Regions from separate parts of the Homo sapiens genome. Here region 2 is linked to region 1. Evidence: chromatin contacts called from ENCODE Hi-C data. All regions are on one chromosome and are shown on one strand. The core of a region is the stretch at or near the end of the contact, and the rest is flanking DNA. Distances in the headings are between cores, read along the strand shown.

Region 1 (3,283 bases), core at 702-3,201:
CAGAGTATATTTATAAATCATTCATTAAATTGCAGATCTAATATACAGATCAAATTTCTACAAGTGTCATAGCAGTGAATTTTGTATTTTTTTTTCTCCATCCCTCTTGAGGTTTTGTGACCCATTTTCATCAGAAATAGTGAGTTGCTTCAGCAGTGATTATCAGATTGGAGAGGAGAACTGCCCCCACCCTCATGCCTCATTCCAGAGAATGTATCATATGTTCTGGGGGAGTGCATGTAATTTGAAAAAGATGCCTCGGTTATTCTGATACCAGGCATTTCTGCCTCCATCTCTCAAGGAACCATATCCGCTTTACTACTGGGTTGAGATATACTCTCAGTGGAATTAAATGGTTTGTACACAATTAAACCATTTATCCTTAAGAGAATAGTCAGGCTTTCTGACTGCCATGCCTTCTCTTGTTTTCTTGACCAAACTTTTTTATTCTATGTGCTAAGGACAGAAAGTAACAAATGTTCATTACTAACACACTATTGAGGGAGAATAAGATTGTCAGTAGAATGGGCACTCCCAGTTGTTAAGCATCATTCATGCACCAAACACTGCTCTAAATGTTACAGACAACTTTATTCTTCACCAATGTAGGATAGCCTTTATTACCTGCATATTATAGACAAGGGAAACAACTTCATGCAGGCAATTACCTCTCCAAGGACATCAAATAAATTCACAGAAAAGCTGTATTCAAATACAGGCTTTGTCAAATCCCAAGCAACAATCTTGATTTAGAGATGGCTTTGGAGCCAGCGGCCTGAGTTCAAATGCTGGTTCTGCTGTTTCACTAGCCAGGAAACTTGCAGCAAGCTACCAAACCTCTCTCTTCTCAGTTTTCTCATTTGTAAAATAACGTTAGCGATGACAGTAGAGATACTAATATACCTCATGTAGTTGATAGGAAGATTAAATAATACATGTAAAGCATTGAGAAGAGTGTCTGACACATGGTAGGAACAAAATAACTTCTTCTTTTTTTAATCAGACGGCAAACTTGATGTCAATTCTAACTGTGTTAATGAAGAGCAACCAGAGGCTGAAGTAGGTATCTCTCAAAAGGATTCCAATCCTGAAGATTCCGGGGAAGGAAAGAAAGAATCTCTTGAAAGCGAAGCTGAGTTGGAAGGCTTACAGGATGCTCCTGCAGGGCCACAGGTGTCTGAGGAGTAAAAGCCAGAGCAAGTGCCAGTGTGGATGATCCTCACCCTGCAAGAAGCTGGAAAACTCCTAGGAATGCATTGTCCTCACCTTGTTATACCTGCGTGGCACCATGGCAGGATTCCACATTTCATAGAATACAGGTTTTCAAGCAAACCCCTGTTGACCATGCCCTAATTTCCTATTGATTTCTGTTCTATAATTGAATGGATATTCCTATGGAAAATTTTTTGTTTCAAAATACAGGAAAAACATTCCTATTACCTTTCTGAGGCTGGCTTTCCAGCAATTGTTTCAAAGGAAAATAGATCCCCTTAAAGAAAAAATACAGGCTTTAGGGAACAAAGGGACAAGCAGAACAGGTGTGGAAGAGAGATTTTCAGGAAGGGAAAAATTTATAGCTACAGAGGGTAGTTAGAAAAATCATAACTTATATGTGAATAAAATACATATAAGCAGCATTTACGGTAGTGGCATTCTACTTATTAAGATGCAATGAAATGAAGAAAGGCTTTATGTTCAAGGACCTTTGCCATAGTTCAGCTAATTGTAGTTTTATATAGAAATGATCCTGAACACTCTGAACTTGACGTAGTCCTGCGGTGATATTCTATCTGCAGTATTTGTACCTCCAGAATGGCAGATCCCTCAGCAGGAACAAAGGCATATTGACGGTTCTCTCAGCGTATGCATTAAAAAAGGTACTTCCTGAAACTTTTGATTCAATAATGACTAAACATACTATGTACACAATTACTGTAAGGCTAATTCACGTGCCATACTCCACCTGAAAGCCTGAGTTATCTTGCTATAAGCTTTTCATGGAGCACTTCCTTTCCAGAAACTGATTTGTAACTCATTTAGAGAATGTCCTGGCGTCGGTTTTTAGCATATGTGGTATTTAAACAGAGCTAGAATGTGATGTCTGAAGATAATGCTGCATTTCTGGGTTTCTTGTGTGGATTTTAAAATAAATTGTGCCTACAAATATAAACAACTCATCTTGTTTTATAATTTGCTGGGGAGTGGCAAATATTAGAGAAGTATTAGAGAACTTAAAAAATAATAGGGAACTTGACAAATATTGGAGAACAGCAAAGTAATAATTATTTTAATATGTACAATTGCAGAACAAAATGACTAGAATTCTCACCTCACTTTGCTGATCAAATTCTATCTTGTGGATTTTGTTTGTTTGTTGGTTTGTTTTTGTTTTGAAATGGAGTTTGGCTCTTGTCGCCCACACGGGAGTGAAATGGCACTATCTCAAGCTCACTGTGACCTCCGCCTCTCAGGTTCAAGTGACTCTCCTGCCTCAGCCTCCTGAGTAGCTGGGATTACAGGTGCCCGCCAACACGCCCAGTTAATTTTTGTACTTTTTTTTGTTTGTTTTGAGACAGAGTCTCACTCTGTTGTCCAGACTGGAGTGCGGTGGTGCAATCTCGGCTCACTGCAAGCTCTGCCTCCCCAGTTCACGCCAGCTAATTTTTTGCATTTTTAGTAGAGACGGGGTTTCATCATGTGAGCCAGGATGGTCTCAATCTCCTGACGTCGTGATCCACCCACTTCGGCCTCCCAAAGTGCTGGGATTACAGGCATAAGCCACTGCGCCCGGCCATTTTCGTGTTTTTAGTAGAGATGGGGTTTCACCATATTGGCCAGGCTAGTCTCACACTCCTGACCTTAGGTGATCCACCTGCCTCGGCTTCCCAAAACACTGGGATTACAGGCGTGAGCCACTGTGCCCGGCCTATCTTGTGGATTTTTATCTTCCTGACACTCCATTATTTTTTTCCTAGCCCAAACATATACCCTATACCACACACACCCTATACCATGCTGGCTCTAGGATGACTTTGAGTAAATTCAATGTTGAGGGTTAACTGGTTAGGAATTCAGCAAGCGAATTTAGACTGAATTTGTTAATCATGACAAGCCTCCCTCCGAAAAAAATAAAATCATTCATCCAAGTACTTCATCTATACACACACTGATGAACATTTATCTTTAGGTAGTAAAGGAGCCCTCCCAGCCCTCGCTCTCCCACTGACATGCTTTTTACCTGAGTTCCCGGATTTTAGTGATTTTTTATAATGTTTGTGTTACC
Region 2 (3,353 bases), core at 638-3,137, 85 kb before region 1:
GTCTGAATTGTCATAAATCTGAGTGATTTTAAGCTAAAAACTAGGAAGAGTCTCTGAATAAGACCAATTGACTCTCAATTTACTATTCTTTCCTTAGCTACAAGAAAACTATGACTCCTTTCTTTCACTATAGGCATGAATGAAGCTAGGACTTCATATATGTAGGAGGAAAACTTTAAGTTCTCAGAAGAAACAGATGTTCTCACAAAAGCTCTTTTAATTTATTTTTAAGGAAAAATAACTGTTTTGTGTTGCATTGTAATTTGACTATCATTATCCTCCTACAAGTAAACAGCCGACTTTTATTTTATTCTATAACCAAACCATGGTATGCATGCCTATCCAACCCTTAATGCCTTAAAATTAAAACAAGACTCCTTCTAATGCAGCAGACTTAAAATTGTTTTCTAAAACTGAGACAATGAGTATCTTAAAAAGTGCAATCAAAATGAATATCTGAGCATCAGTTTCTCTAGACCTTGAGAGGGGAACAGTTTTTGTTCTTATAATAGGGGTGAAAGTTAAAGGCTGCCATTTTGTGTCGAAGGGCAAAAAGATTACCAGATCGATTTCGGGGTATTTGACCTAGGCATCAAGTCTTCCATGAGATTTTAATTTGCTATTAGTCTTTCTTAATATGTCTTTGTACAGGTGTGCATATTTTTTCCTTCAAACTTCCTACAATTAACAAGTCCACTCCTTTTATTATTTGAAAGGCAATATACACCCATACAAAGATATTCTCTTAAATGAAGAATGAGTAATAGAGGACACCAAAAAGAGCCACTGGCATTTTTCTAACTATCTGTGACTTTATTTTTCTTTTGTTGTCTGACAGGCGAGAAAACAGGAGCCTCGTTACCTTCTTTGACTAAGCTGTCGGTGAAGAGACTGGTGAGGATGGTGGCGGGCAGGGTGCCATTGCCCAGCAGAATCCCCGACAGCATCGCCAACTTTGTCTGCTCTGTTTCGGAAAAGGCTTTAAGGAAGAGGAGAAGCTGTGGGTCAAAAAAAAAAAAAAAAAAAGAAAAAGAAAAAGAAAAAAAAAGGAACCATGTCTATGAAGCAAAGGACTGAAGTGGGAAGATAAACTGTGAACATCCATGGCTACGTGGCACACAAACAGAAGGTCATATGCAAAGCATAGTAATTCATTTCATGATAAACTGGATGCTGTGGAAAGTGACTTGAGCAGGCAGAGTTCCTTTCTTCTCAGTTAATTTACTCACAGCTGTAGATAACATTCATGGAAAGGAAAAGAGATATTTGGATGATATGTAAACAGATGGATTTATGTTTGACTATGTGCATGCAAGAGAGTTAAGTATACATGATGGACATGTTTTCTGAAATGTATTGTTTTTCAAGTTTTTCCACTTCCTTGGGCGACTACCTCTTCCCCTGCTACATGTACCCATTTTCTCTGAATAGAATTTGTACGGCAAAAACATAGAAACAAAAAAAAGCCCCACACAAACAAAAAAAAAAAACAGGAAAGAGTCGAAGTTAAGCTTTTGACATTTAATATATACTTTTCTGAGCTCACGGAATACAACAGTCTTCAAAACAAGACTGTTGAGGGAGAAAGGGGTTTTCTAGGTTCTTGATGTTTTTTTGGTAAACTTTTAGATTCTCTTGCCCCAGAGGCAGGGAACTAAAAAAGTAGCAACCCTAGAAAATTTGAATGTAAGCTCAAAGCAAATAAAACGAAAAACCCACTTCCTGTATTAAATTCTAAGAGTAGTCAGCCCTGTGGGATGCCCTTCTCTCTCCTGACTCTCCTCTGCTTTGTGCTTTGACTACATTCTACTGTTACTTTCTCCATTTCAGCAGTTATTAGGCTTGCCATGGAAATTCCTCAGGGGCCACTATCACCACAGGGGCCTTGCTGATTTTCCATTATTTTGCGCCAATGCAAAATTCACTGGCATTGATAGAGACTTAAGTGTCTCCACCCTGATGACATGATTATTCCACTAACTGTGTAGGGGATAAGAAAATATTAACTTACTATTCCCCAAGAATTGAAGGATTATTATATTATAGACTATTTACATTATGTGAAAGTGGCAGAACTGGAAACAAACCAGTCCATTTGCCTCTCAATTTATACCTATTAAATTCTCAACAAATTAAAAAGAAGTTAACATCTAAGTAAGTGCCAGGGAGTGAGGGAATGAGGGATTGAAAGGCTTAAGTTCCAAGGAGCATCAGAAATGGGGAAGAATGAAAGAACTAACATAAATATAGACAGTTCATGTCAATTTGTCCTTTTCCTCCATTATAAAAATAAATAACATTTAAACGAGAATAATAAAAATTAGCCTCTAAAATAAAATTTTAACACCACTTCTTTAAGCTCACACATATAACCATATTCATTTAAAATATACTTAATCACATAGAAATGGTACAAAAATTAGATCATCATAAAAATAATAACCACATTGCTCAATTATATTAATCAACATTAAAACATAATTACATGTATACACACATATTGTTTTTTACTGCATTATATGCTAATGATAGCTAAAACTTGTTGAGTGGACCAGACACTCTTCTGATCCCTTTATGTGTATTAATACCTACAACAGTCTCCATCTCCAATTACAGAAAAGAACACTAAGGTACAAAGATATTAAGTAATTTGCCCCAGGTCAAACTACTACCAAATGGTTGCTTTGCACCTCGCATTTCCACTTAATTTGTCATGGGCATTTTCCCTTATTAATACATGTAGTTATGCCTACAAGTATAAAAGACTGCATAGTATTCCACTGTATAGATAGATTGTAATTTAATTAAACAGTCTTCATCTCCCACCAATGAACATTTAGGCTATTTTTCAATACTGTGGTGACATCTTCATACATATAGCTTTATATATCCATGCTAATGGATTCTTATAAATTCATGACGGCTGGGTCATGGGTCATGTAAGAAACATTTCTTTTAATGACTATTGCCAAATTGCTCTTCAATATTATACACAGAACCACTTTGAACTGGGTGGGGTGGGGTGCAGTTAGGTGGGGAGGAGCGGGGAGAGTAAGTAAGTAGGGAAGAAGTAAGTATATGTTATGGTTACTTTTTTCACTTGGTTTTTTACTTTAGATAGTTATCTAAAATTGGAAGCAATGACAAAGTAACAAACAAATCTGAAACAAGTAAAGGTAGTGGGTGCCATATATAAATACAGGAGTTACAAATTGGAAGAGGGAACATGCAATTACTCAAAAGAGGACATCTTTAAGGAGATGCTACTGTGGATTTCACTGATGAGAAAGAGTATTGAGAATTACACCTATATACTCTATCTCCAAAGAGGTGCTTTTATTCCCTTTGCTAAA

The links. A loop is a pair of places that touch in the nucleus more often than their neighbours do. Pooled maps may share reads with other maps.
Region 2: a map of MCF 10A shows a loop between it and region 1 (4-fold over the local background). The contact joins two enhancer-like sites. A Hi-C loop is called at or near these places in 8 of 168 maps with a recorded cell type or tissue (A673, Caco-2, Calu3 and 5 more) and 4 of 50 pooled maps.

The regions. Positions count from the first base shown.
Region 1 is chr7:16,598,666-16,601,948 of GRCh38, reverse strand. It overlaps ANKMY2 (ankyrin repeat and MYND domain containing 2), which reads left to right. Exons shown (of 10, transcript NM_020319.3): 10 at 1,004-2,170. The coding sequence ends at 1,188. Among named protein-coding and RNA genes, the nearest start is that of ANKMY2, 45 kb to the left of the region's middle. Within about 2 kb of position 1,951, at least 2 of the 41 ENCODE cell types and tissues checked have a DNase peak (open chromatin) inside an H3K27ac peak, as active enhancers do.
Region 2 is chr7:16,683,550-16,686,902 of GRCh38, reverse strand. BZW2 (basic leucine zipper and W2 domains 2) reads right to left here. Exons shown (of 12, transcript NM_014038.3): 6 at 863-998. Among named protein-coding and RNA genes, the nearest start is that of BZW2, 39 kb to the right of the region's middle. Within about 2 kb of position 1,887, at least 2 of the 41 ENCODE cell types and tissues checked have a DNase peak (open chromatin) inside an H3K27ac peak, as active enhancers do.